Linked DNA regions of Homo sapiens: region 1 is linked to region 2. The links are chromatin loops, found by intact Hi-C in ENCODE. Cell type or tissue: PC-9. All regions are shown on one strand. Links, peaks and the distances in the headings refer to the core of each region. The heading gives the core; the rest is flanking DNA.

What was found. A loop is a pair of places that touch in the nucleus more often than their neighbours do. Peaks named below come from ENCODE experiments on the same cell type or tissue, not always from the same donor. Only the 100,000 strongest peaks of a DNase experiment are listed, where the experiment ranks them.
Region 1: it touches region 2 in a loop (12-fold over the local background); 103 of 110 quality-filtered maps call a loop at or near these places.

What each region holds. Positions count from the first base shown.
Region 1 is chr3:132,336,248-132,351,569 of GRCh38, forward strand. ACP3 (acid phosphatase 3) reads left to right here. Exons shown (of 10, transcript NM_001099.5): 5 at 1,209-1,307; 6 at 6,305-6,397; 7 at 8,680-8,812; 8 at 13,673-13,755. Among named protein-coding and RNA genes, the nearest start is that of ACP3, 27 kb to the left of the region's middle. In PC-9, for the core only: CTCF peaks have their summits at 6,985 (motif pointing left) and 7,188; DNase peaks (open chromatin) are centred at 6,934 and 8,654; H3K27ac peaks cover 1,265 bases.
Region 2 is chr3:132,249,821-132,265,142 of GRCh38, forward strand. No RefSeq gene overlaps it. Among named protein-coding and RNA genes, the nearest start is that of TRC-GCA9-1, 26 kb to the left of the region's middle. In PC-9, for the core only: CTCF peaks have their summits at 7,385 (motif pointing right) and 7,589; DNase peaks (open chromatin) are centred at 5,361, 5,761 and 7,341; H3K27ac peaks cover 1,896 bases.

The DNA of each region.
Region 1 (15,322 bases), core at 4,195-9,194, 86 kb after region 2:
AGACTCTGTCTCAAAACATAATAATAATAATAAAAGGTATTAGTGTAACTGCTGTGTGGAGAATGAATTAGGATGGCTGAAAGAGTGAACACTGATTTACCAAATAGGAAGTTCTCACAGTAGTTGAAACACAAGTTATGGTGGCTAGGACTGGGAGGGGACTATGAAGATAAAAAAAAGCGGTCTATTTTGAAATAGAAGGGGATATGTTTTGAAAATAGAGAAACAAAAGTGACTATGAAGTAGGTTGATAAATTCTGCCACTAGCAAAAGCAGAGAAAATTACAAAGAGGGAATGGTTAAAAATGAAGTTGAATTCATTTTAATATGATAGAGGCTGGGGAAGGATGGCTAGAAGAGAAGTAGAAGTCAGTTGGGGAGTGTTCAAGGCAGGGAACAGTTTTATGCAGAGATCCTAAGCCTATGCCTTCAGGGACAGCAAGAAGGCCCTTGTAACATGTACAAGTTTAGCCTTGTACATGTTAAATTTGAGGGAAAAAAAATGCAAATTAGTTATTTCTACCAAGGGCTAGAAATACAGGACTAGTCACAGATGGAAAGTAAGGGCAACAAAATAAACTTGAGAGCCACAAACCTGTGGGTTACAGTTAAAATTATAAAACACTGTCAAAATTTAATTAATTTTAGGAAGTTCACTTTGTCCTCACAACAGGTTTTTGAAGTATATTTTTCTAAGTATTTAATACGTACTCTTAACAGTCTGCAAATTTGCAAAACCTGAAGTTAATGAGTGGTTAATTGACTTAAGATTTTTTCCAGAATCAAATTCCTTTCTCCATACATACATGCGTTGGGGTGTGTGTGTGTGTGTGTGTGTGTGTGTGTGTGTGTACAGGTGTGCACCTACTGCAAGAAATGAAAGTGATTGGGAAGGAAGCAAGATAACAGTTATTCACGTGGAAGATCGAGAAGTGTAAATATTTACCACCAACAGCTCAGTTATATTATGGCAAGTTTATGAATGAAAAAAAAGGATTTTCAATTCTGAATACATATCCTACTATTTTAAGACCTATAGATCATTTGATTCTTTCTCCCCAATTTTGGAATTTCCACTCAGCTCAAAACACATTTGAATCTTTTATTAAGGTTGCTTTGAACCTAATGAGGCTTAAAATATTGCTGCAGCATATTTAGCAAAGTTTTTCTGACTCATAACAGTTTTATGATTTTTCTCTTATCCTCAGTTGCTATACCTGCCTTTCAGGAACTGCCCTCGTTTTCAAGAACTTGAGAGTGAGACTTTGAAATCAGAGGAATTCCAGAAGAGGCTGCACCCTTATAAGGTTAAAAGCTAGTTTTGTTTAGTGGTACTTGTTAGTTTGTTAGTGGTACTTGAGTGTGAGGGCCAAGACACAAGATGAAGCTTTGGCTTCTTAAAAAGATGGGACGAATGCATCTGTCAGTGGCTGGTTACAGCAATGGGTTAGAATATTTAATGAGGGAGGTCATCACTCCTGCTTCCCTTCCCCATACAGGGGTCACAAGCCAATAGACAAGCCAGTCCTTTTGAATCCTTTACTCATGGCCTTGAGAGGAACCAGGTGTGAGTAAATGGCTGGATGAGAATAAATATAAGTCTAAAATCACCTGCCTTATTCAGGCTAAGGGGCTGGGATTATTGTCTTCATATACAAAGGATAGTCTTTTTTTTTTGTTTCTATTTTGCAAAGTACCCATTTTCAGCACAATACAAAAGGTAGATATAATGCTGTGTACTTTTTAAAATAATCTTTTGAATATTATACATTCATACTGTCCAAAAATTAGAAAATATAAAAAGGAATACAGTGGAAGCCTCCATGACCCCACAGGTAACCACTAGCATTATTTTCTAGTAGTCTTTTATGTGTTTATTTTATGCAGTCTTTTATGTATTTTATGTAGTATTTTATGCAGTCTTCCAATTTCCTTATGCATATACAAACATAAAAATATATTCTGATAGTTTCTTCTTTTGTTACACGAAAATGGTATACTATTCATAGGGTTGGGCACCTTGGTTTTGTTTTGTTTTTTTTTTTCCATTTAAGAAAATATATTGGAAATATTTCTATATCTGTATGTAAAGAGTTTCCTCCTTTTCTTTCTTTTCCTTTTTTTTAACAAATGTGTAATATTTATATTTATGCCATAATTTATTTAACCAGCCCCTATTGATAGGAATATGGGTCATTTTTCAATCTTTCATTTTTACAAACAGCATGTATGAATAACTTGTGCATCTAAATAGTTTCACAAGAATACCTGTGGGATAATATCCTAGAAGTAGACATTCTGGGTTAATCTGAAATATTATTAATTTACCCTCCAAAGAGGTTTTACTACTTTCTACTTCTATCAGCACTGCATGCAAATGCCCATTTCTCCACAACTTTGCCAACAGTATGTGGACCACTCTGGGGATATTTGCCAATCTGGTAAGTGGAAAATAATATCACTAGAAGCATCCATCTCCTCTAAAATTAGGAATAAGACAAGGAAGCTCACTATTATAACTACTGTACAACATCGTGCTATAGTACTTTTCTTCTTGTGATGAGTGAGTTTGGGTATCTTCATCTAGTTAAATACCATTTTTTGGTTTGTTTTTTGATATTGTATTTCTTTTTTAACTTTTATTTTAAGTTCAGGGGTACAAATGCAGGTTTGTTATATAGGTAAACATGTGTCATGGGGGTTTGTTGTACAGATTATTTCATCACCCAGGTATAAAGCCTAGTACTCATTGGTTATTTTTCCTGACCCTTTGCCTCCTCCCACCCTTCACCTTCCAAGAGGCCCCAGTGTGTCTTCTTCCCCTCTATGTGTCCGTGTATTCTCATCAGTTAAATGCCATTTATATTTCCTTTTATATCAATATCCCTTGACTATTTTTCTTTTGGATGATTGATTTTCCTTTTGCTATAAGTTTTTAGAAGCTTTTTTCTATGTATTTTAACATTTCTGTCTGTGATATTTTGTGTGTGAAAAAAAACACACTCAATGTGTTTTTTCCTATTTTTCTCACTTGAAAACACCAATCAACACAGACAGAAGACTTCTGTGACCAAATATGGGGGATCTCTCTGCAAGAAAAGGCAGCCCGTTCTGCAGTAGACACCAGCTGGGTGGCCTCCAATTCAGTTTTGACACCATCTATTTGGAGATAGCATCAGATCCTACAGGTTGAGGGCTCAGGCCCCAAAACTGGCCACCCCCAACCCGCCACCTCAGACACAGATGAAAGTCCAGACCTCCAAACTTCTGACAGGCTGGCTTTAAGTTGGGGTTCCCACAACTTCCTCTTTGGGTTCGATCAGTTTGCAGGGGCAGCTCACAGAACTCAGGGAAACACAGTTATTGGTTATTACAAAGGATATTACAAAAGATATAAGGAAAAGGTCAAGGAGCTTGCCTGCCTTCTTCAGGACCACCACATTCCAGGAACCTCTAAGTGTTCAGCTCTCTGAAGGCTCTCTGAACCCTCTCCCTTTGGGCTTTTTATGGAGATTTCATTGCATAGGCATGATTGATTAAGCCACAGGCTATTGGCTATCAACTTAAATTTTAACTCCCTCCCCTCCCCAGAGGTTCTGAAGTAGGGCTGAAAGTCCCAACGCTCTAATCCCGGCCTTGGCTTTCTGGTGACCAACCCCCATCCTGAAGCTGGCCAGGGACTGCCAGCCATCAATCAATCATTAGCATGCAAAAAGACATACTTTGGAGACTCCAAGGATTTTAGGAATTCTATGGCAGAAAATGGAGATGAACACCAAATAGAAGGCCGGGCACAGTGGCTCACGCTTGTAATCCCAACACTTTGGGAGACCAAGGTGGGTGATCACCTGAGGTCAGGAGTTTGAGACCAGCCTGGCCAACTTAGTGAAACCCTGTCTCTACTAGAAACACAAAAAATTAGCCAGGCGTGGTGGCAGGCGCCTGTAATCCCAGCTACTCAGGAGGCTGAGGCAAGAGAATCACTTGAACCCAGGAGGCGGAGGTTGCAGTGAGCCGAGATGGCGCCACTGCATTCCAGCCTGGGCAACAAGAACGAAATTCCGTCTCAAAAAAAAAAAAAAAAGACCAAATATATATTTCACAATATCATAGATAATGAATGGCATTTTTAAAAAAAAGTTTGTCTATTAACTGCTTACCGTGTTCTTGCCATGTAGGTTCTGTATCAATGTATTCTTATATGGCTTCTATATTTTGAGTCATGTTTAGAAAAGCTTTCCCCACTCCTAGGTTATAAAGGAAGTCTGCAATGCTTTCTTCTAATTCCACTCTAGCTTCATTTCTCATTTATATATTGAATTCATTTACAGTTCATACTGGTAGAAGGTATCCTGTTTAAGTTTTTTCCTGGAAGATTATCTAATTGCTCCATCATTGTTTATTGAATAGTTCATTTTTTTCCTACTTATTGAAGCTATTATATATTAAAATTCCCATAGGTGTGGGGTCTATTTATGTAATTTTTATTCTGTTTAATTTTTTATTAGCCAAAACTTGGGTTTTAACTATTAAGACTTTATAATATGCTTTAATATCTAAAGGGCTAGTCATCCCTCATTGCTTTTTCTGAGTTTCCATGGCTATGTTTTAATTTTCTTTGTGAACTTCAGAGTCAGCTTGTCTAGTTCCAAAAGTATTTTTTAATTTTTAGTATTTTCATTAGGATCATATTAAATTTATTTAACTTAGGGAGAATTTGCAACTTTTCACTGTCAAATCTTCCTAAGAATATGGTACATGTTCCTACTTGTTTTATCTTAAAGATTATTTTAGGGTTTTCTTCATATATGTCTTTACATTTTTTGTTAAGTTTGTTTCAGGTTTACAGTATCTCCAGTTTTCAAAAATGTGTATCTCTGATTTCTTCCTTTTGCCTATTTGCACTGGCCACTACTTACAGTATAATGTTATGGGCAGTGTTGGTAGCGGGTATTCTTGTCTTATTTCTGATTTTAGAGGAGTTTTCCTAATAAGCATACAGGCTTTTGAACCAAAATAGACATATTTTTATGAAATTAAGGAAATATCCACCTTTCTTATTTTCTTGAGTGTATTTTTTTAAATCAATATTAGTTGTTTAATCTCCTGAATGATTGTTTTAACATTTTTTAATACAATCAAATTATTTTTCTCCTTGGATTAATTACAATGATTGATTACATTCATAGATTTACCAATGTTGAACAATCTTTATATTTCTCAAATCAAACCCATTTCCTTTTATGTGACATTGAATTACTTCCTGTTATTTTACTTACACCTTTTGCATTGATATTTACAAGTGGCATTGAACTAATAGTTTTATTTTGGGGGCAATCTTTGTCAGTATCAGTGTTACACTTAATTCATAAGAAGTTTTTGAAAGTTTTCTTTCATCTTCTATGCTCCAGAACAGTTAAAATAGCATTAGAATAATTTACTCTTGAAAAGCTTGGTAGAATTCCTCTATGACAGTCATCTGGCCCTGGAGCTTTTATGTTTGAGAAGATGGCAGTAGGAGCTCTTTAACAATAATTTCTATTATTTTATGAAAATCTATTGAGGTTAATATTGGCAAATTGTAGTTCCCTAGAAATTTCATCCATCAGACAGACAATATCTTCCAAAAAGGCTTCCCAGAAATGGCTGCCAATTTCAGCAGTCAGATAGCTGAACATTGGGTCTCATTATTGCGACATTCCAAGAAACATACAGAACCTAGCGAAAGATTTGCATTCCATCCAAGTTTTATATGTATAGCCAAAGACCAAGCCCTATTTGTGTTGCATGTTCCAGGATGCTTTGGCCTGAAATATGCTTTCCTTTCTCACCTGGGACATATTTACACATGAGTTATACTTTACCCACTTCTAAAAAGAATCTGAGGCAGTACACTTCAATCCAATTCCAGCACGAACCAGGAACATGTGGCAGTCAGCCAGCATCTATCTACATTTTAAATGTAATAATAAGGAATAATCAATTCGTGTTTGTAAAATTCTTTGGAATGACATTATCGTAACCAATATTACTGGTGCATTTTTCTGTGAAGAACAGCGGTTCTCAACAGGGGCGCATTTGCCTCACAAGGAACATTTGGCAATGTCGGGAGATATTCTGGGTTATACAAGTGGGAGATTAGGAATGCTACTGGCATCTAGTGGGCAGAGGCCAGGATACTGTGAAACATCCTATAATGCACAGGAGAGCTCCCTACAACAAACAATTGTCTGGCCCAAAATATCAATAATGCTGAAGCTGAGAAACCTGTGTAGGAATTTTTCTTTCTCTGTTTGTGTTTCAGGATTTTATAGCTACCTTGGGAAAACTTTCAGGATTACATGGCCAGGACCTTTTTGGAATTTGGAGTAAAGTCTACGACCCTTTATATTGTGAGGTAAAAGAAAAAAAAATCACAGGTTAACTTGCAATCTGATTTTATGATTTATGCTTATTTTGAAATAGATGAATATCTTTTCTTTCACTTCTTTATGAATGTATTACTTATACTTCTTTTGACATTGAAACGTAATTCACAACTTCCTTATATTAACTTGAAAATGCTGACTTCTCTTTTCTCTCTATTATTATTTATGTTTTCACCCTTTAGAAAATTACAAGCAAAATTGCTTTTCTTCTATGAGTTTCCACTTTAGTTTTTTCCCCCCTTGGATTCAGTAGGAGCTTATTTATTTTGCAGCCACTCAAAAATGCTGGGTTCCTGTCCTTGGTCTTAATGAAAAAACAATGTTGTTATAAAGAAAGAGGGGAAAATTACCTGATTTCCGAATGTAGAAATAAACAAGCAAAATATAAGCCAGGCTATTTATATTTGCTTAACAAGAAAGAACTTCTTTCTTGCTTTGCGATGCATTTGAAATACCGTTTGTGGCCAGATAAATTACGATTGCTTTTCAAGGTTACATGGTGTTTCTCACTCACCATGCTCCACCTTCTGGCCAAAAGGAGTACTCTCTGTTCCTGTTTTCCCAACTAGCTCACTAAATATGGGGCAAGATTCTGACCACCCACCTAATTCATATTGACTTCTAACTTTGAGGTCATCGTGAGAGTCTGGGGGGCAGCAATTACTTCCGTAGTTCTATCTTAATAACAGATGACACAGTTTGCCTCCATCCATCCTAAAGTTAATTGACCCAATCACATGCTACTTTCCCAGTATTTTCACTTAATCATCAGCAACTATTTCAGTGAAAATTCATTAGCATTGTAAAAGACTCTTCAGTGAAAACAAGAGCCCCCATTTTTGTTCCAGTCATAATTTTTTTTTCTTCCTTACTACAGTTTGATCTGAGCTATTCCAAAATGTGGTCATGTCATGTGATATTTTTTCCAAATCTCTCTCACTTATTTCCTCTGTAGGTCACTCCACTTTGGTCTCCTCTTTCACGAACTCACTTTCTCTCACTCTTAATCCTGCCTTTGAAACTGGGGGACTCCTAATCAACTCTTCCTAACGGGTAATAAATATTGGCACAAGGTCTCACCTGCCCTGCTTGTACTTAACCATTCATTTAACGCATATTTACCAAGTATCCACTGTGTGCAAGGTGCAGGCTTTCCTCAAGAGTCAGTGAACTACAGCCAGGTATGGTGGCTCCTGCCTGTAATCCCAGCACTTCTGGGAGGCTGAGATGGGAGGATCATTTGAGGCTAGAAGTTCAGGATGAGCCTGGGCAGCATAATGAGGCCCTACCTCTACAAAACACTTTTAAAAATTAGCCACGTGTGGCCAGGTGTAGTGGCTCATGCCTATAATCCCAGCACTTTGGGCTAAGGTGGGCGGATTGCCTGAGCTCAGGAGTTCGAGACCAGCCTGGCCAACATGGCGAAATTTCATCTCTACTAAAAATACAAAAATTAGGCGGGTGTGGTGGCGCATGCCTGTAATCCCAGCTACTCGGGAGGCTGAGGCAAGAGAATCGCTTGAACCCAGGAAGTGGAGGTTGCAGTGAGCTGAAATCGTGCCACTGCACTCCAGGCTGGATGACAGAGCAAGATTCTGTCTCAAAAAAAAAAAAAAAAAAAAGTGCCACGTGTGGTGGCATGCACCTATAGTCCCAACTACTCAGGAGGCTGAGGTAGGAGGATTGCTTGAGTCCTGGAGTTTGAGGTTACAGTGAGCTGTGATGGCCACTGCATTCCAGCCTTGGTGACAGAGCAAGACAATGTCTCTGAAAAAAAAAAAAGAAAAAAAAAGTCAGCAAACTAGACCTTGATGGGGGTAGGGGAGAATATATTACTGAAGGCTCCAGAAATATATTGCCTTTCCTAACTGGCCTCTCAGGCAGCCCATTCAGCTTTTAAGGAAATATCATTTAACTCTGTCAGGTTCATAGAAAGATTTCTAACCCTTTCATAAAGGAATGAGGTATTATTTCCCTACTGCACCCTTACTCTGCAAAATATGAGCCACCCACTGATCCAGAGTTAAACCAAAAGCTATGGACTGGGTAGGAATGGGTAAATTCATTTATATAAGCTTTTCTTCTGAAAGTCAATACCACTACTTATCACAATATGAAGTTCTTTTAGAAAGAAATGGCAGGACAAGAAAGTCTGGCCCTACTAGTTCTTGTGAGGTGAAAAAGGATAAGTCAACAAAGAGGACAGTCATATAAATACACATACATTTTTCTTCCTTTTTCTTTGCTACAGAGTGTTCACAATTTCACTTTACCCTCCTGGGCCACTGAGGACACCATGACTAAGTTGAGAGAATTGTCAGAATTGTCCCTCCTGTCCCTCTATGGAATTCACAAGCAGAAAGAGAAATCTAGGCTCCAAGGGGGTAAGTATTAAAAAATGAGAGGAGCATATTGGATTTGTGGTTGAATGATCCAGGTCTGAGTCATTCCCTCCACTAATCAACTGTGTGATCTCAGACAGTTCACTTAATCACTCTTGCACCAGCTTCCATTCTGCAAAATGGGGATATTAATGATACCTACTTCATAGACAGTGAGTATTAAAATGAATGTATGTATTCAAATGGCTTAGAGCAAACAGTACCTGGTACATAATACACTGTCAATAAATGTCATATGTTAGTATAATCATAACTATTACTCACTCAAGCCCTTAGTTTTCTATCTGGAAAATGAAAGCTAAAGCTAAATGATCCTTTCCATCCCCTCCAGATCAAAAATCAAGGATCTGTGTCTGAGCCACATGAAAATCAATTGTGTCTTGTGGCCTATATGATGAATTTTTCAAGTGGGAGGTATGACAAAAGTGGCCTGTTTTCCTGAAACCCTGAGTGGTAGTCATTGTGAAAGCCGATAAAATATATTTTTCAGGCTAATTGTTATATTTTTCAGACCAATTATGTGCTGTTAAAATATGTTGCAATTGACAAGTTTATAACACAGCTTGAAATTTTTCATTGACATTGAAAGCTGTTGAGATTTATTTATCAGTGATGCCTCTTCTTGGTTAGAACTGGCTCTTCGTAGCACAGGACACCCTGTCATATGAAGGCAGACCCAGGCAAGAGGATGCTGGATTCTTGTAATCAGGATAAGTGGATGGAAGAAAAAAGTCAGGACCAGCAAAGACAAGGACAGATGTTGGGGCTTATGAGAGAAACTGGATGGGCAGGCCAAGATACCAAATGAGGTGTCAGACTTAGATGTGGTTATCATAGGTATTAAAACTAGGGATAAAGAAGAAGAGAAAGTTCATCATGTCAGGTTGACGTAATGAGGAAAGTCCAAGCCACAGGAGATGGTCCAAGTCAGGCTGACACACATATTCAAGGCATTTTGAGATTAATACAATCACATCATGATTCCAGCCATTGACAGACACTATTCACCACAGCATCAGGACAAGTCCATCAAAATCCCAAGAGAATGCATAGAGGCAAAGCATATTAGGGCTGGACCAGACTGGGAGGTTGTTCACTGAGGCTACTTAACTAGGGAAAAAATTCAAATCACTGACCAGAAAAGGAATCAATTATAGCTAGAAAAGCAGGGCTGCACACCAGGTATAAAGAGTGAGGCAAGCTGTAACCAGGGGAATGAGGTATGAAACCAGGATGGTCAGGAGCAAATTCATGTGAGATGAATAAAGTAGGTTGGGGCAAAAAATTTAGGACAGTGGCCATTAACGACATGAGGTTGTTGTAGATCTGCTATTACAAAAATCCTGATTGCATGGCACAGAGACAGACTTGATAGAAATGTGCAAGTCCTTACTTCACATTAAACACATGAGCAACAAGATCCAGCCTTGAGGAAGGGAGAGTCTCCAGAGAGGAGTCTTAGATGGAAGCTGGAGTGTTGGAAAAAATTACCAGGCGGGATACAGACTGTGTCTATGGGCAGAACCCAGGAAGAAGCTCAATCTTAAGTGCTTAACAACAAAAGATGTAGAGGGTGCCTTGGAAGCCACATAAGCACTCAGCCTCATTTCTGGCCCACCAGGTGCCAGCAGTGTGACTCAGTTGCAAGCCCCATCAAATGGTGGAAGCGGGACTCTTGATTTATTTCCCCCAACCTAGTTATGGTGGATTCAGGCACCTAGTCCCTCACAACTCAAAGTGCAGTCTACTTTTCAGCATCGGCATCAACTACCACCTGGCTAGAAACACAGGCCCCACTCCCAAACGAGTTGAATCAGGATCTGCATTTGAATAAAATCCCAACATGCTTTATACCAGACAGGAGTTGACAGTAGTCTAATAGTAGATGTAGGGATGTGTATGTATGAATAAGAAATGGAGTTGCTCCACTTTCCTCATGTTTCCTCTTTTATTTCCCTTGCCTACTAGAAGATTACATTTGGGAGAAGCCACTTCCCCTCTCTGGATCTCTGTTTCACTACCTATGAGGAGATTAAACTAGACTGTCTATAAGAGTCCTTCTCTGAGTTGTTCTCTGATCTTGGATTCTAAAGGCTGGCACTTGTATGAAACCAGCTGTCCTGCTTTCTGGAAAAAGTCCAGCGCCATTGTTAAGCAGGAAAATTTCTCCTGTGTGGTTCTGCCAAAACAAAAGCTCAGACTATTATTCAGATCTGGCTGGGCAAGAGAGATTTGTCAACTACATGTTTATTGAATGATGAAACAGCTGCACACATTCCTGCACAGAAAACACACATTGTCTAGGTGACAAAGAGTAATGTGGACACATCAGGGCCATCTTCTGACCTTTGCTAGTTTTTTTGTTAGTTTGTTTTGTTTTTGTTTCTTTGTATTTTTTGTTTGTTTTTGTGTCTGTTTTTGAGACAGGGTCTCATTCTGTCCTCCAGGCTGGAGTGCAGCAGCATGATCACGGCTCACTGTAGCCTTGACCTCCCAGGCTCAAGCGATCCTCCCACCTCAGACTCCCAAGTAGCTGGGACTACAGTCATGCACCACCATGCCCAGCTAAATTTTTTTTAAATTTTTTGCAAAGACAGGGTCTCCTTATGTTGCCCAGGCTAGTCTTGAACTCCTGGGCTCAAGCGATCCTCCACCTTGGCCTCCCAAAGTTCTGGGATTATAGGCATGAACTACTGTGCCCAGTCTAGAATTTTTATTTCATCATTTAACTTCAGGGGTGACACTGTTCAGTAAGACACACACACATACACACACACACACACACACACACACACCAAAAAAATCCCTGGGGCAAATTTAGGATCATATGGCTGGTCATATCAGTGAAAAGAGAGCTCTTCTTGCTCTAGGCCAGAGGTTGGCAAACTACTGCCTGTATGCCTAATCCAGCCCACTACCTGGTTTTGTAAATAAAGTTTTATTGAAATACAGCCACACTCATTCATTTATGCATTGTCTATTGCTGCTTTCATGCTACCACCGCAGAGCTGAGTAGTTGCAACAGATTTTTTAACCCACAAAGCCTAAGACATTTACTCTCTGGACTTTTACAGAAAAGTTTGCCAACCTCTGCTGTAGACTAGAAATGAAGGAAGCAAAGTTTATGTCTTCAGGTCAATGATATTTTTGTCTAGTTTACGAAGATTTAATAAAGGATACAACAGATAACTTTGAAGCTAGCTTTCCACGATAGCATGTTCTAATGATTACAAATAAAGGTTTTGACACAGGACATGCTAGATTTAAAGCCCTCCTTCTCTGCTTGCAAGTTGTATAATCTAATCAAGTTTCTGAGCCTCTCCAAGCCTCAGTTTCCCCTATAAAACAGAATATTGATATGCCAGAGCCTGAGGATAATCATGATAGTCACCCCTAATCACTCCTGGGATAAGGGTGTAATCATACCAGAACCAAGAACTGATATATTCATGACCAAAACTGCAGCCTGACTAAAAGGCACTTGTTGACAAAGGGCAACTTGCTGATTTCAGGTGGCTGTCATGGCTCCCAAAAGCTTGGCCACAGAGTTTAGCACCAACATGGCATGTGAATCAAGCTAAAGTCCCTAATGCATTCCACAGGGCAACCCTCTCTGAGATGGAGGGATTTAGACCTGTTAGACATGTACATTCAGATTATCCTATTCATCCTCAAGGAATTTCCAGTATCTTATAGAAAGAGCAGATACCTACCTCCTTAATTAACCCTTTTTTATACTTACTGGTGTACAGACCTGTCTCTTCTTACTATTTTATGAGTTTTTGGAGGGCAGGGACCAGGTCTGATTCTCCTAGCACAGTATCTGGCGCATCATAGCTGCTCAGTGTGTGTTTGTTGAGTGGACTACAGAACCTGAGATTATAGTCAATCTGTTAATATCAATGCCCTGCTCATTACAACTCACACACACACACACCCTAACACACCCTACTGGTCATTCTCAGCCAAGAGAGCACATGATGCAGGGTAAAGAGACCAACAGAGACACCAGATAGTTACAGACATCTCTGAAGCAACATGTCCTTAAAACAGGATCTGTTTTGGCACCACAAGGTACCCCACAGCCCTCAGTGCCTAGAAATAGGATAAATACTGTAAGCTCTATATCTGTCTTTCACCACCTCAGGAGCAACAGCAGTTAGGTGTTCAGATGTGAAGTGTGAAGAGCAAAAGTTTCCTCTACTGAAGACAGACAGAAACTCAAATGAAAGCTAAAGATGCTGGCTGTCCCCCCAATAGTGACACCTAGGGTAACCTGGAGAAATGGTCCACAGAGAATAGTCCATGATCTGTACAAACATCCAGAGAGCTGCTTTCTCCCATGGCCTCCCACAGGTCTGACTGCCAGAGAGTAGAAGCAAGAGGGGTGAAAATAGAGGAGTACCTGCTGTGCTGTCATTTCAGGTCTGCTCTGGAGAAGAACATGGGCTAAGAATTATCTTTTATGATCTGAAAAAGCTGTCTGAAGTTCCTTCCAAGCTTATCAGCCTCCTAACCTGAGCTTTAACAAAACCCGGTATGGTAGAGTCCTAGTGTGCCAATCCAGCTTTCCTTACCTGGCTGTGTGAGTCACTTAATATCTTTGGACTTAAGATTCCTTACCTAAAAATGAGGGTTGAGACGTAGGATTCAGTTTAAAAAAAAAAAAGTATGTAAATCACATTACCTAGCACAGAGCAGATGCTCAATAAAATTAGATCTTTGCCCCTCTTCTTAAGTCATGGCAGGGAGAGTCCGCAACTATGAAGTGACAAAAAGCTAATGAACTAAAATAGAAGCTTATGTTTGGTTCAGTTTGGTTATTGATTCATCTTCTTTAAGGTGTCCTGGTCAATGAAATCCTCAATCACATGAAGAGAGCAACTCAGATACCAAGCTACAAAAAACTCATCATGTATTCTGCGGTAAGTATTTTCATCTTCATTTAACATATGTTTGTTCAAGTGTGTGATCTCTTGAAGCACAGGACCTCATCTTTTTTTAATCTTCATTTCCCCATCTCCTTGTACGTGGTAGGCACTTGCACAAAGCTTTTAGAATTAAATGCATCATTCTGTCCTTTAAGGGATTTATAATCTAAACTAACAAGAAGACAAACATAAACACTATACAAAATGGGATGGAAATACCATGCAGGCAAGTGCTATGGCACCTCAGAAAATCTAGCCATCCCTTCTGTTCCAAGAGGGTGGAGAAGAGAAGCAGAAAGGCTTCCTAGACAAGGCAGCACATCCAACACATCAAAATGAAAGGGGTTAGTAAGTGCTCCTCACTAGTGTGTAGGACAAATAAAGTAAATTATTAGGACAGAAGTGGAAGGCCAGGAATGTTGTGTCCAAAAAGTGGTACCAAATTAGTGGATGTTAACTGTGCTGCTCAATATGGAACCTAGTAGCCAGAAGTAGCTACTTACATTTAAATTAATTATGATTAAGTAGAATGAAAAATTAAGTCCCTCGGTTGTATTAGCCACATTTCAGGTGTTCAATAGCCATATATAGCCAGTGGCTACTGAATTGGAGAGCACAGATATACAACATCTCCATCATCATGGAAGGTTTTTTAGATAGCCCTGATATGGAGTGTCAGAAGTTTATGCTGGATGGCAGCTGAAGGGCCATGTTGTCCTGCTGCTTCTTTGTTTAATTGTAGAAAGAAGCAAGGAAGCAAGGGAGAACCCCCCTGTCAGTGTTTGCTCAGGGAAGGCAGGGCAGGAGTGACAGGATAGGAGCAGCATTTTGGAAATTAATTATTTTATAGAATAACTGGATGTTGGGAACAGGATATGGTGTAGAAAGCTTTTGTGATAGTCTAGAAAAATGGGGATATGGCCTAAAATTAGGGCAGCGGCAGGAGAGGAAAAGAAGTGAGCCAGGTTACAAGAAAAGCTGAGTGTGCATTCTCAGTGATGAATTGGAAGTGGGTGGAAGACAATGATGTGGAAGGTGAAGCCCCAGATGAAGTCAAGATTTCAGTTTTCAGTGGCAGGAAGGAGGTGGTCTTGGGCCAGGCAAATGTACTGATTAGGCAATGGGTTTGAAATGCCACAGGGGCATCCCAGCAGAAAACTTCAGATGGCAAAGAGAATAGAAGGAGGAAAGGGAAGAAGGACTGCAACTCAAAGTTGGAGCTACATTTGGGAGTAGAAAGAAAAGAGAGCAAGAGATCTTAGAAAAGGCTTTCATCTTGGAGAAGCCAGGGAGAGAAGAGTCTGAGACGCCAAGGAGAGACACAGTGTTTGGGGAAAATTCTGCAATTGTATTATACATTCAAATAGCTGCCCATGGAGTCTGGGATGAGCAGGGAAACAGGACATAGCATGCTGACTCCTTTCACTCACATCTCCATGACAAAAGGTTTCTCAGCTGTGGCTGGAGAAAGAAAGTCATGTTTTCATTCATGCAAGAAGGTGAAAGAGGTGACTGAAGATGCCAGGAAGTTTGTTTATTATCAGGAGCCCTAAATGGTATA
Region 2 (15,322 bases), core at 4,678-9,677:
TCATCTTCTATAGCAGCCTGTGTGCTTACAAATTGGCCTAGAACATAAGGCACTTTTTAATGTATAAGTCTATTTGTTCCCATGCAAATAAATTCATTATATATTTAAGGGAGAAAAGCTTACAATATATCATGTGCAATATAATCCTGATGTGTATGTGTGTATGTATGTGTGGTAGCCACTAACTACATAGTGTATCTGTATATGTGGTACACATGGCACGTGTGTGAATATGTACTGTCTATACATAATCAGTGAACAAGATACAGAGGGTGGTAGAGAATGTAACCAAAAAGTAGCAGTCAGTATGTCCATATAGTAAAATAACAAGTAGTTTGTTCCCAAATTCTATAATAAATGCAATCAAATAAGAAATGTTCTTGAAAAGCATAGAGCAAATAAGAAAAATTGTTATTTTTAAATGTCAGTATATTCAAATCTGTTCGTTATCAAATATATCTTGTAGGTTACCACCTTATCTGACAGCTCTCAAATTCTCAGATTTAGGTACTAGTGTTTTGTTTGTCTGGCGTGATTTGGTTTCATTTGTAGAATTCACTCATATCTATCTGCCATGTACAGCTAAAAGTTGTTTGCCTTGGCCAGTATAAGGATTTATGCTCACTTTTATCCTAAACAGCTTTTGGTCAATAATCGTTTGCCTAATCATGTCAGTAAAGCCGTGGATTGGGTGCATTTCCTCTTTACACAACTGCTCAGGAATATTGCATTTTATTTAGGATGATCTGAAACCATGGTTCTCAAACCTTTTTGAATTCAAGGACAAGACAAACTCTCCATAGACACCTGCCTCATCTATTTCTGCTCATCACTTTTAGAAACTGGACACTTGGCATTGCTTTCAGGTAGACACCAATAAGGTAAAAAGTTTTAAGAAACCATGTATCAAATTGCATTATAATTTTATCCACCAAACCAAAACATAGATACTGTCATAATACTAAATGCGATAGAGAGCTGCCTAAGATGGCCAGCTCAATGAATCTTGGGCATCACCCACACACCACTGAAAATTCTGCTACTCTGGAGAGGGCCTGTGTTACAGGAGGGATGGATGGTAAGACCAGATACAGCCTATGCAGTAAATTGAGATCTAATGCAAACAAAAACAGACCTTTGAATTTTAAATTAGATATAAAGTTGTTTCACCATATGAGCAATTCTAAGGCAATTAGAAACGGAGGCTGCCTGGTCGGATGGTTGGACTCGCAGAACAAAATAACCTCGACAAACTAGAGCACTGAATGAGATAATCCTGGACATCTGGGTTGCGCTGCCAGCTCCTCCACTGATTGGCTGTTTGCTTTGGGCAAGCTAGTCTCTGTCTGCGCCTTCGCTTCCTTAGCTAAAATGTAGCCATTACTGCCTAACTTTCAGATTTGTTGTGAATATCAAATGAGTGTACGTGAAAGTAGATATATAAGTTATTATGTTCAATGTTTATATTTCTTCGTTCATTCTCACAGAATTTGGGAAGGGAGGACAATTGAACAGGTATGCTCTGTCAGCCATCTTGAACAGGCAGATTCATTGTTAATATTATTATCGACAGGTAAGAAAAAATTTTGTGAAAAATGAGAGCTACCTATTCAGGCTTTTCCCAAGATGTAAATTATAGCTTGAGAGTCTTTTGAATCACCTACTGATTTGCCACTGCTGATCTGCTCTAAGTGAGCCTTCTAAACGCAGTAAGGAATTGACTCTAGACATCTTCCTAAAGGAAGAGATCAGGGGAAGATGGGGTGATGGACAAATGGAGCAAATGAAGGGAGGGGGAAACTGAGGAACAGCTTATCTGCAGGATAAAAGTAGAAGATAACAAGGCTCGGGGCTCCTGAAGAGCCAGCCAAGAAGGGCAACCCAGACAACAGAGAAGGAAATCAGGACAAAAATGTCTTACTACTTTAGTATTTGGGTTAGCCCTTGTCTATTTCCCTGGAGAAATGAGCAGTACAAACCTTCAGTTTCTACTGAAATAAATATAACTGAATTTAAATGTTTAGGTTTAAAACCTTAATTTACTACTAAAATAAAAGCAATGACAAAAATCTTTGTTCTCAAAGCAGCAGAGACCTGAGGGGTGCTGTTCAGCTCCACCAAGAGGAAGTCAGAGACAAGAAGTGTCTCCTGGCATGCAGAAAGGGGTAAACAGGACACCAGCATGCAGTGTGGGAGAGAAAAGAGTGTGAGAGTAATCCAGATTCAAATCCAGACCGTGCCACTTCCACATTATGAGATCTGGGGGTAGATACTGAAATAATCCAAGTCTTCACTCTATCACTGGCAAAAAAAAAAAAAAAAAGCGGGGGGTGGGTAACGATGATAACACTGTTATGGGCTGAATTGTGTCCCCCCAAAAGTTCTTGTATTAAGGCCCTAACCCTCAGTACCTCTGAATGTGGCCTTTAAAGAGGTAATTAAGATGAAATGAGATCACTGAGGTGGGCCCTAATCTAATAGGACTGGTGTCCTTATAAGAAAAAGAGATTAGAACACAGAAACACATAGAGGGAAGACCATGTGAAGACAGATGGGGAAAATGGCCATTTACAAGCCATGGAGAAAGGACTTCAGAAGAAACCAATCCCGCCGATAGCTTGATCTTGAACTTCCAGCCTCCAGAACTGTGAAGAAATAAATTTCTGTTGCCAAAGCCACCCAGTCTGTGGTACTTTGTTATGGCAGACCCAGCACTTTAATATCAATACCAATGTTACAGAGTGTTTGTGAGGATTAAATGAGAAAATATTAAAAAGCAAGAGAAAATAGACACTAAGTGGTTATCTTTCCATCCCTTTCCTGGTTAAAATGGTGCTCAATCTGCAAGTTGGCTATTTGGCCAGAAGAGGGTCAAATCAACAAGGGACCATGAGACAACAAAAGTTCAACCCATGAGGCTCTGAACTCTAAAATCTATCATTGTTACAGATTCTGAGTAACCTAAGAAACACATTAGTGCAGAAACGATTTCATAAAAATATTATTTCCTACTTTCAGAAGTTATAATAGAATTTTTGTGACCCTCCAAACTGCTGGTTTTCTAAGGTCTCTCAAAAAAAAAGCTTATATATGCTATTTGTTTCTATAGATGACTACCTGACTGAGACATAAAAAAGTTCATATTTCTTTTTTTTTTTTTGAGACAAAGTCTTGCTCTGTTGCCCAGGCTGGAGTACAGTGGCGCGATCTCAGCTCACTGCAACCTCTGCCTCCCAGGTTCAAGTGATTCTCCTGCCTCAGCCTCCTGAGTAGCTGGGATTACAGACACACACCACCACACCTGGCTAATTTTTGTATTTTTAGTAGAGACAGGGTTTCACCATGTTGGGCAGGCTGGTCTCGAACTCCTGACCTCATGATCTGCCCCCACCTCGGCCTCCCAAAGTGCTGGGATTACAGGCGTGAGCCACCACACCTGGCTGAAAAGTTCATATTTCATACCTATACCCAACTCTGTGACTCCAAAAGTAGAAGCAAGCCCATCAACTGCCCACTGTTTGGTCCTTCGAAGTAACTGAGTAGCCAAGAGTCTCACTTCTTAGTTACTGTGCATCGTACTTAACGATTCAGCAGGTTTTCCTCTCCTAAAGGCCAGTTCCCATAGACGTCCAATAGATGGCACTAGGTGGCTACAAGAAATAAAGTTTCTTTAAGGAAAAAAAAGAAACAAAAAACAAAAACTTTGTACTATAGAAATTTTCATACAAATAACAAAACTAGAGAGAATATAATGAACTTCCATGTACCCATCAGCCAGTATCAGCAGTTATCAACAAGTGGCCAATCATGTTTACTTATCCTGCCCACTAGATTATTTTGAATCAAATCTCAGACATCTTAATGTCATCTATACATAATTTTTAATAATTTGATAAAAAGTAAGGGCAAGATGAGCACCTTGATCAGGCTATAATCTGTCAAAATTTTTATTTGTTTTTTTAAGTCTTGAAAGTTTAATTCACAAATAATTTTTTTAATGAGCAATTTATAGTGCTTCATTTCAGTGGCTCTTAAAGTACTGCAATTCATTATTTTTTCTTCCTCACCAAACACCCCCTTTTAACTCCCAGCCCTTGTTTCTTCCACCTCTACCATTTTCATATCCTCAGGCTCCTTAAGCGATCATAAAATAAAAACTTTACTTTTTTTTTTAACTGATTTTGTTTAGGCAACTTACAGTTTTGTCAAAGTTTTATTACATATAGTTTTCCTGTTGTTTATAATGAGGAGCGTTAAGAAACAGGTCAGTGAAACAATTATATTTCCAACTAAACTATAGATTTTGTTCATGGGAAGTTTTTAGGTGAGTCTTGTGTTTAAAAACAACAATAATGATAATTTTTCATCCTAAGGGCATTATGATGTACTCTCCATAATTAACTGGGTTCTGACTCAATTTCACATTCACCACAAACCCTGACCACACATTCAGGCTAGAGAAGCAGGGGCTATAAAACAGCAGACCTCAAAGAGCAGCATGGGGTGGGAAGAAACTGGACTTGGAGAAGATATGACTTGGGCCCTTGATCTGACCACCTATCACTACAGGACCTGGGACAAGTCACTTAGCCTCTCTATGCCTCAGTTTCCTCTTCTGCACTAAGGGAATAATAATACCTACTCAACTTATCTAACACAGTTATAGTAGAGATGGAGGGAGATGATTGTGAAAGCGCATTTCCATTCATAACATGCTGCACGCCCTCATGAAGTTAGGCAACATGGTGATGCAGAGCAGGGGTTCAGGTGTCAGACAGATCTGGATGTGAATCCTAGTGATGCGTGATCTTGGACATGTGGCTTTACCTTTATGAACCTGTTTCAAAACCTATAAAATAAGTATAATTACAGAACACGTGTCATGGAGTTATTTTACAGATTAAAAAACACCTGTAGGTAAAGCACTTAGCAGAGGGCTTGATGTATTTCTAGGATAAAGAACCTCAGAATTACAGAAGCCAAATGGACTTTGGAGAATGTTTCTTAAGAGAACCCTTTAGGGCTGCTCATTCAAGCTTATCTCTGTTTCCTGGCATCAAACTCACCCCCGAGCTTCCTTAAACTTAACTGGCTCCTTGGCCCAATGTGGCCTTCCTGGGGTCCTTTAGACCAGGCCTCACCTCCTTGATGGAGGTTTTAATTAGAGCTGTACTTCTGGAGCTAAAACAAAGACAAACTGAGCTCCTGGGATGAAGGTCAGGGAATTCATGTTCTTTCCTCAGCCTTCTTGTTATCCCATGGGTAACTTCATGCAGTCACGTCCAGATGTTGCTTAAGGAAAATGGCTATTGCTGCTGTGCCACAGACAGTGGTGAGTTATGATGCCAAAATGCAGTGACTCACTTGCTTCCTAATACCATTCACCTACATGCTGCTTTATCCATCTCTAGAGAGGCTACAGCTGCGTGACTAGGGGTTTCCCCAAGCAATTTGCCTCCTCAGTCTCAAGTGGGAGGAACGTGGGAAGAAGCAGATGCCTTAGAATAAGTCTGGTCTCCATTCTCACAAAAGTCTGTGGGATTCGCAGTAAGGGAATTAACATCAATCTGATCTTATTATCTCATCTGCCATTTTAAAATCAGCTTCCCACTCAAGTGTGATATTTTATACTGTTGATTCTCTTAAAATTGGGATCTTAACAAAGAAAAGCTTGCAACAGATGCATGACTACTGCTCAAATCATCGCTGAGGCACTTAGAGACCCAGAAAAGATCTTATGTTTGGCTTGCAGTGTTTCTAAGAGCAGTGGAATGAGGGAGGGTTTCTTTGCATATTTCCTGTGTAAACAAACTTACACCAGTAAACACAGCCACCTTCTCATCTTCTGTGACAGCAGCCAAAACTATTAGCCACAGCCAGGGCTTTTGATATTCATACAAAACCTAAATGTGACATGTAAACAGGAAGAGAGAGATATAGAGAGGTAATTACCCTCTTATAAGGAGAGGAAAGATGGAAAGGTGGTCACCAGGGATAGCATCTCTCTCCCACTCACAGAAGAAACCCTAGCATTTCCCAAACCTATCTGACCAAATGATTCAGTAAGTTAATAAATTACATAATAAATGACAAATGATACAGCATGTTAACACCGAGAGGGGACTCCTTGGTAAAAATAAATAAATAAATTCAAGAAATATTGGATTAAAGAAGTCACTTTACTGCAAGATTTATCAGAGTCTCTAGTATATGTGCCTTATAACACTCTAAGAAAGCCAAGTGTGTCTGAAGCATTTCCTAAATATATTTTACCATGAAACCCTTTACGTATAGATTATGTAAGAAATGGGGAAAAGTTCCCTAGACCTATATGGTTTGAAATCCTGTATGTTCAAAGGGTTGCATTATCCCACAGTAGGTAAAGATCCAAACATGGAAATAAGCAAACCTGTTTTAGGTGAAAGAGTTTGCATTCTGGATCTACTAATTGCTAGCTAAGTGCCTCTTGGCGCTTGTTCCTTTGAAACACACACTGTCATGAACTTGCCATCCCTCTCAGCCTCAAACTCCAGTTGCCATTAAAGGCAGTAGTCTATAACCATCTGTTATGGGTTGAATTGTGTCCCTCTAAATTCATGTGTAGAAGTACTAACCTTCAGTACCTAAGAATGTGACACTATTTGGAGACAGGGCCTTTACAGAGGAAATCAAGTAAAAATATAATTAGGGTGGGGTCTAAACCAATATGACTCTCCTCCTCATAAAAAAGGAAAATTTGAATACAGAGACATGCTTAGAGGAAAGACAATGTGAATTGAAAAAGAGAAGACGGCCATCTACAAGCCAAGGAGAGAGTTCCGGAACAGATCCTTCCCTCACAGTTCTCAGAAGGAACCAAACCTGTCGATAACTTGATCTTGGACTTCCAGCCTCCAGAATTGTGAAGACAATAAATTTCTGTTATTTAAGCCACCCAATGTGTGGCACTTTGTTACTGCAGCTCTAGCAAACTAATGTAGCATCTTTACAATCAGCTTTCACTGCATCTATTTATTCATCAAATACTTATTGAAAGCTTGCTAATTCCCAAGACTGTTCTGGGTGCTAGAAACACAATGGTGAACAACTACAGGCATCTTCCCTGCCATTATGGATCTTACAGTCTAACAAGGAACACAGATGTAAAATCAAATAATCACTTACGAATGTAAAATTACTAATAGTAAAAGAAAATAACTAAAAAGAGACAATGAGGATGCTAAATCATTCACATAAGCAGGTGCCTGACCTCATCTGGGGTGTCAAGAAAACTTCCTTGTGTCAATGACACATGAGCTGAGACTTGAAAGATTAGCAGGAATTGGTAAAGTGAAAGGAGGATGTGAAAAGTGTTCCCAGCAGAGGGAGCAGCACATTCAGGGATAAGAGGGGAAGCTGAAGTGGGTGAAAGGAAGGCAGGGGGATTGAAGTCATCAAGGCCACAGATCACCTCTCAAGCAAGTCCTTGCAATCCAATTTTAGAATGTAGAAATTTATCTTAAGACACCCTTTTATGACCTCAGATGAGTGAGCAATTCCATGTCTAAGTACATACCCAAGAGAATTGAAGACATAGGTTGGCATAAAAACATGTTTACAAATGTTCATAGCAACATTATTCATAAAAGACAAAAAGTAGAAAAAACCCAAATGTCCATCAACTGAGGAATGGATACACAAAATGTGGTGTCTCCATACAATGGATATTATCCAGCCATTAAAATGGATGGATTAATGATATATGCTACAACACGGATGAACTGTGAAAACATGATGTTAAATAAAAGAAGCCAGTGACAAAAGACCAACGTATTGTGTGGTTCCACTAATATTAAATGTCCAGAATAGACAAATCTATAAAAACAGAAAGTAAACTAGTGGTTACCAAGAACTGGGGGAAGGGGAAATAGAGAGTGATTGCTAACAAGTACAGTTTCTTCTGGTGATGATAAACTGTTTTCCATTCAGATAATGGTGATGTTTACGTAACTTTGTGCATACACTAAAAAGCACTGGATCGCATACTTTAAAACAGTCAATGTGGCTGGGTGCGGTGGCTCACGCCTGTAATCCCAGCACTTTGGGAAGCTGAGGCAGGTGGGTTACAAGGTCAGGAGTTCAAGACCAGCCTGGCCAACATAGTGAAACCCCCATCTCTACTAAAAATAACAAAAATTAGCCAGGCATGGTGGTGCGCACCTGTAGTCCCAGCTACTCGGGAGGCTGAGGCAGAAGAATCGCTTGGACCCGGAAGGCAGAGGTTGCAGTGAGCCGAGATTGCACCACTGCACTCCAGCCTGGGTGACAGAGCGAGACTCCATCTCAAAATAAATAAATAAATAAATAAATAAATAAATAAATAAATAAATGAGTGAATGTTATGCTGTGTGGAATATACCTCAATTTTAAAATGTATGAGAAGAAAGGACAAAGAGAAGCACTTCTTTTTTTGGCAGTATGGCAGACTGCATCCATTACCACTCCCACTGAAAACTAAATGATGCCACTAAAATATTCAAAATATCTTTTAAGTATATTGATAAGCTTGCAAGAAACCAAGGAATAGTTAGAGGCCAAAATAAAAACGAGAAGAAGTAAACTGAATATTAAAGTTGGCTCTTACCTTGAAGTCATTTGCCTGGTCAAGTTACTGATTTTCTGTTTCCATGGCCTCATAGAATATGGAGGACAGGTGACAAAACCCACAGCCCAAACAACATGGATGATCTTATAGCAAACACCTCTATCTAAAGCTAGGATTTCCCAAAGGTATCCAATTTGAGCATAAGGGTAGACAATTAAGGTTAAGCCATAAGAAATTGCCAATATTTGATTATTTTTGACTTATGAAAAACAATTTTCCATGGTTCAACCTACACTTAGCCCTCAGTGATCCCCCTATCCAAACTCCCAGAAATTGCAAGGAAAATTGCACTTTAAAACTTGGAAATGAGTAAAGAGGAAAATAATTCCCTTGAGGAATAAATGTTCACTCAGAATTACATGTTAAAGAAAGACATTTTTGAAAAACAGGAACAAGTAAAGACATTTTCAAATGCCTAACAGATGGACCAACAGATTCTCACTAAAGAAATTTGTAATGAATGTTCATCCTACAGAAGAAAAGTGATTCCAGATGAAAGAGCCAAGATGAAAAGAAATGTCACTATTATATTAACCAAAATAAAGCTAGTAGAGCTACATTATTGTCCATCAAGATAGACTTTTAGACAGAAAGAAAAACAAAAGATAAGATGGTCGGCACATATTTTAAAGAGATGCATTCTCCAGGAAGAAATACTGACTAAATTCTTTCTAATAAAATATTTTTCAAATGTATTAGCAAAGGTTGACAGAAAACAAGAGAAATGAAAAAATATATCATAATGACAGTTTTCAATACACCTATCTCTGTAATTGACAGATCAAGACAAAAATCAGTAAAGACATAGAAAATCTGAATAAATCATAAGAAGCTTGATCTATTGAGGACTAACTGACATACACAGAATACTACAACCAAAACACCCAATCTTTTCAAACACAGAGAGAATCGTTATGTACTGGACTGGAAATAAAGTCTCAAAAACTTCCCAGGAATTAGTGTCAGACACACTAGCTCAGATCACAATGTGGTTAAGTTAGAAATAAATACCAAACACACAAAACCGCTTATGTATGGAAATAAACATACATCTAAATACTTCATGGGTTATAGAAGAAATCTTAATAGGACTTACAATATATTCGGCAATGAATAATAATGGACTACCTCATTTTATAATTTATGAAATGCAGCTAAAATAGTACTTAAAAGGAAATATATAACCTTAAATATACCAATGAGAGGACGGGAGAGATTGAAATCAATAGCTAAGTCTCTCTGCTGATCACTTTCAGGGCACCCCTGTAGATCTATTAGTTGCCCTTCTGTCCATTGTTCTGTGCTTCCAAAAGGCTTACCTGTAAAGACTGCATCATCCCAGCTACTTTCCTGCTGACTTCCACTTGGGTTTACTCAATGGGTGACACTCACAGGACATAAGAGATTAGAAAGAGGGATAAGGATTTTTATATATCTGCTCCCTCCTTACTTAAAGCCATGGTTTTAGCAGAGGCCCAAGGTCGTGGCTTTTTTGAGCAGCCCCTTTATCAAAGGTCTGGAAAGAGTCTACCTTCCCCCTCACAACTGAGTAATGAGGCTTACTACTGTTGCTAGTTCTGGGTAACTCATCTCTTATTGGTTTCTTTAACCCTGACACATTTATGTAAATACTCTCCTCCTTACACTCTCTTAAGTCTTCCTTTGACTATGCCATCTATTTCTTGCCAGGACCTTGGCAGACAGAGCATCCCACTTAAGAAGTTAAGAAAAGAGAAACAGAATAAACCCAGCAAAAGTAGATGGAAGAAAAAATAAAGATAAGTAGAAATTAATGCAATATAAAGCACATATACAGTAGAGAGGACCAACAAAGACAAAAGTTGACAAACTATTTGCATGATTGAGCAAGGAAAAAAAATAATATTAAAAATGTAAAGGACATAGCTAAATATAATGTCGAGATTTAAAAGATACCGAGAGAATAGTATAATTTTATGCCAATAAATTTGAAAACAAAGAAATGAATAAATTTGTAGAAAAATATAATGCAATTTCAATTAAAAATCCAGAAGATACAACCCTATCAATGGGTGTCATGCATCCATCTCAGACAGGAATCCAGGAGTCAATTATTAAGTCAATTATTAAAGAATTTTGTGAGCTGATTGTTAAACTGTTGGTAGCTTGATGTTGGCCAGGGTGGGAGTATTCACACTACAAAAATAAGTGAACACTACAACAATTATAGAATTTGAGTCATTAGTTAAAAATCTGCCCACAAAAACTTCGGGCTTCAAGGGTTTAACCAGCAAGCTCTACGAAACATTCATTAAACAAGTAATTCTAGTCTTCTATAAACTCTTTCAGGTAAACAGAGAATCATTTGATGAGTTTAGCATAACTTTGATGTCCAATATGATGAAGTATGAATGAGAAAAGTCACAGGACACTCTTATTACTAACTAAGCAAAAAATGCTAAACACAAAGTAAAGCAAATCCAGTGATGTGTATAAAATATAACATGAATAAAATGGATTTTCCCAGAAATACTTTCATTAGAAGGCATAACACTAGAAAATCTTTTTTTATTTTTTATTTTTTTATTTATTTTTATTTTTATTTATTTTTTTTTTTTGAGACAGAGTCTTGCTCTGTCACCCAGGCTGGAGTGCAGTGGCATGATCTCGGCTCTGCCTCCGGGTTCATGCCATTCTCCTGCCTCAGCCTCCCGAGTAGCTGGGACCACAGGCGCCCACCACCACGCCCAGCTAATTTTTTGTATTTTTAGTAGAGACGGGGTTTCACCATGTTAGCCAGGATGGTCTTGATCTCCTGACCTCGTGATCTGCCCACCTCAGCCTCCCAAAGTGCTGGGATTACAGGCGTGAGCCACCGCGCCCAGTCTAGAAAATCTTTTAATTCTCCACTTAATACATTTATGAACTTATGTCATCATCTCAATAGATTAAAAAGAACCTCAATAATACTCATCATTTTAAAAAAGAAGAAAAACTCCTAACATATCGAGAATAGGGGAGAATTTCTTTAACCTAATAAAGAGTAACCCCCACAAATTCCCACCCCCAGCAAAAGAAAAAGAAAAAAATGTGGTAACACATTGAATGCATTTTTTGTAAAGTCAGAAACAACTCATGGGCACCCAATGACTTTCGCTACTTCTATGTAACATTGTCCTAAGGGTTTTAGCTGGCATTTTAAGGCATGGAAAAGAAATAACCTGTACAAAATAACAAGGCTTATTGCAAAATATAGCGTGGGAGAAGGTAGCTGTCACCATTCTCAAGGAGGAAGTTTAAACCCAATAACTATACCACAACAAAACTTGAAGGCAAAGAGAAAAGATTTATAGAGAAAGACCCAAGAAGCTAGAAAAAGTTTCCCTCCTTCTTCTTCCATAATGATTTTTCTGACAGGTGAAGCCACCGCCACCACCACCACCACCACCACCACCAGGGAATCATTAAGAGCCCTTAGATCTCACCAGGTACTATAGAATCTGGAAACACAGTGAGCAAGAAATCTCATTCCATCAGGCCCATTCTAGCCACCAGTAGCCATCCCAAGGTAAAGCAATTGCTCCTGCCCCCCTGGAATGATGAATCCCCTATTCTCTGCCCTCCTTGAATGGCTGGTGGTTTCAGCTATGAGTGTGGTGTACTGATGCTCAAAGTGTAGTCCAAGGACTGTTGTAGGTCTACTCTTTGTTACTGGTCGCTAACAAGAAAAGTGCAGAAATGAAGAGTAAGCAAACAGAACCTGTATAGCAACTTGACACAGTCATTTCACATCTGTTGAATCTAACGATAATTTTTTTAAATTCTGGCTTATATTTGCAAGTCTTTTTTCTCAATTTTATTTTTCTATTAATTTATTTTTAGTGTATTTTTTAAAATCATGAAGGGATTGAAAAATTTAAAACAAACAAAACAACCAAACAAAAAAAAAAACTGATCCCTCACCTGGGGCACTTTTAAAATTCTTAGTGCCCCGCCTAAACCCTACACCTACACCTATTGCATCAGAATATCTAGGGTGGCACCAGACATCAATATTTCTTTATAATCCAGGCTATTGTAGTTTGCAAACAGGGTGAAGCCTTCCTCTCCAAAGCATGCCTGTGGAGCAACAGCATTGGCATCACCCGGAGCTCATTAGAACTACAGAGACTCAGACCCCACCCAGACCTATGGAACCATAATTGCATTTCAACAAGAAGATTGTATGCCCACTCAAGTCTGAAAAGGTTAAATTTAGAGAATGATATCAGAGGTATTGGTCTGCTTTTCAAGGCCCCAAGAGCACAGAGATTTTTCTGGAGAGGGAGTGCGAAGTGGGTCATCACCAGCACTAATATTACCACAGGGACTTCCTAATTGACTATCCTTCCCACAGCTGGCAAGGTGACCTTTCCTAAACAAACCTGTTACTGCTCTCCTGGGGCCTACAAGATCAAGTCCAAACCCCTGACAGCACAGGATACTCACCACCCCTCACCCCATCCCCAACATTTTGTCCCCTTCTTATCTGCTCAACCTCCTTCACACACACTCACACACCACACTTTACATACACATCATACCCACTCACACACACCACACACACGCCATGCAAACACTCCATCCATACCACATATACTCTACATACACATCATATACACACATACCATACACACTGTCACACACACCGCATACACCACACACACCCACACATACCACACACACATATACATCACAGACACCATACCCACTCACACACAGAAACATATACCCCACACATACCACACACATGCTCATACATACACACCACACACACACTGCACATACACACCCCACACACTCCACATACATATCACACACCCTCACACTCACACACACACACACACACACTCTGGACACAACTCCATTCCTCTGCTAATTCCCCTATCTCTGCCTAAAATTCTACCCCCTCTCAATCCTCAATTAATGTCACCCTCTTGCCTACCTAAAGAACTCCTTCCCCTGGTGGCTCACAACTGTAATTCTAGCATTTGAGGAGGCAGACACATGAGAATCACTGGATCCCAAGTCTGAGACCAGCCTGGACAACATAGAAACTCCTCATCTCTGAAAAAAAAGAAAAATTAGGTGTTGTCCACCTGTAGTCTCAGATACTTGGGAGGCAGAGACAGGAGGATGGCGTGAGCCCAGGAGTTTGAGGCTGCAGTGAGCCATGATTGTGCCACTGCACTCTAATCTGGGCAACAGAGCGAGACCCTGTCTCAAATAAATAAATAAATAAAATGACTTTCCATACTTCAAGACACAAGTCAAATATCTCCTTCTCCATGAAACCTCCTAGAAAAGGCAGGCATTTCCTCCTCCAATTTCCCACAGCTTCTCCTACAACCATTCAAATATAGCTATGATTATAGAGTGGGAATTGTTTACATGTCTGTCTTGCTCATGGCTTTGTGCTCTCCCTACTACTTTCTCTCTATGGCACCTCACATCCACTTTGTAGCAAAAGGAATCAGAATTTTGTAAGAATCACCAGTCAAGGATCTAACTAGATCCCAATCTCTCCTCACAACTACATCACTGGTTCGTGGAATTTCCCCTTGAAGATGCACAATCAATTAACCATACTCGGGAAATATTTAATAAATGCTGCCTTGGGAATCCAAAGATGAAGACATTCACGCAGAGAATATCCTTCTGCAACATTTGACTATTCCATTCTCCATTCCCGCCCAGTAAGTACTTTAAAACAGTCACAATCCAATGAAAAGGTGAGATGACGGCACTCTTCACATTTTTTCACAAAGCTTTCAAGAGTAAAGATTAAAATACGTATAAACCACACCCATAAGATGATATTTTAAATACAGTTAATTCTCATTATTCATGGTAGTTATGTACTATAAATTCACCTGGAACTCTCATTTAGCAAATACTCAACCACTGCTCCTAAGGAAATACTAGGTAGGTTCCTGCAAGCCTTTGGTCACAACATCTTAATCACTGGGGGGAGTGGAGGGGCTACTTTTTATTAGGTTAAAGCGATTCCCATCTATTCTTGATGCGTTAGTTTTTCTTCTTTTTAAAAATGATGAATATTATTGGAGTTCTTTTTATCTATTGAGATCATGGCATAAGTTTCTTAAGGTGGAGAATTACACTAAAAGATTTTCTAATATTAAGCCATCCTTGCATTTCTGGGAAAAATCCATTTTGTTTATGTGACATTTTGTACACATCATTGAATTTCCTGATTTTTTGCGTAGCATTTTTGCTTCCATGTTAACAAGCAAGATTCTGCTATGATTTTTGTATTCATACTTTATCAGATTGGACATCAAAATTATGCTAAATTCATTAAATGAGTCTCTGTTTACATAAAATGGTGTCTAAGACTGGAATTACTTGTTTTACAAATGTTTGATAGAGCTTACTGGCTAAACCCTTGGAGCCTGTGACCACACTTGTTGGACAACTCAAGTTTTTACCCACTCTGAACATGTCCACAAATGACTGTGAAAGCATCACAACTGTTGATTTGGGAGTTACAAATAAATTTGTATCAAGTAAGTATATTCACAAATATGGAATCTGCAAATAGTAAAGATTGACTCTATCTAACAAGTGGTAGGGTAAGAGCATTAACAAACCAGAAGAGTTGCAAATCACATTATTTAAGATCCTAGGGACTCCTGATGT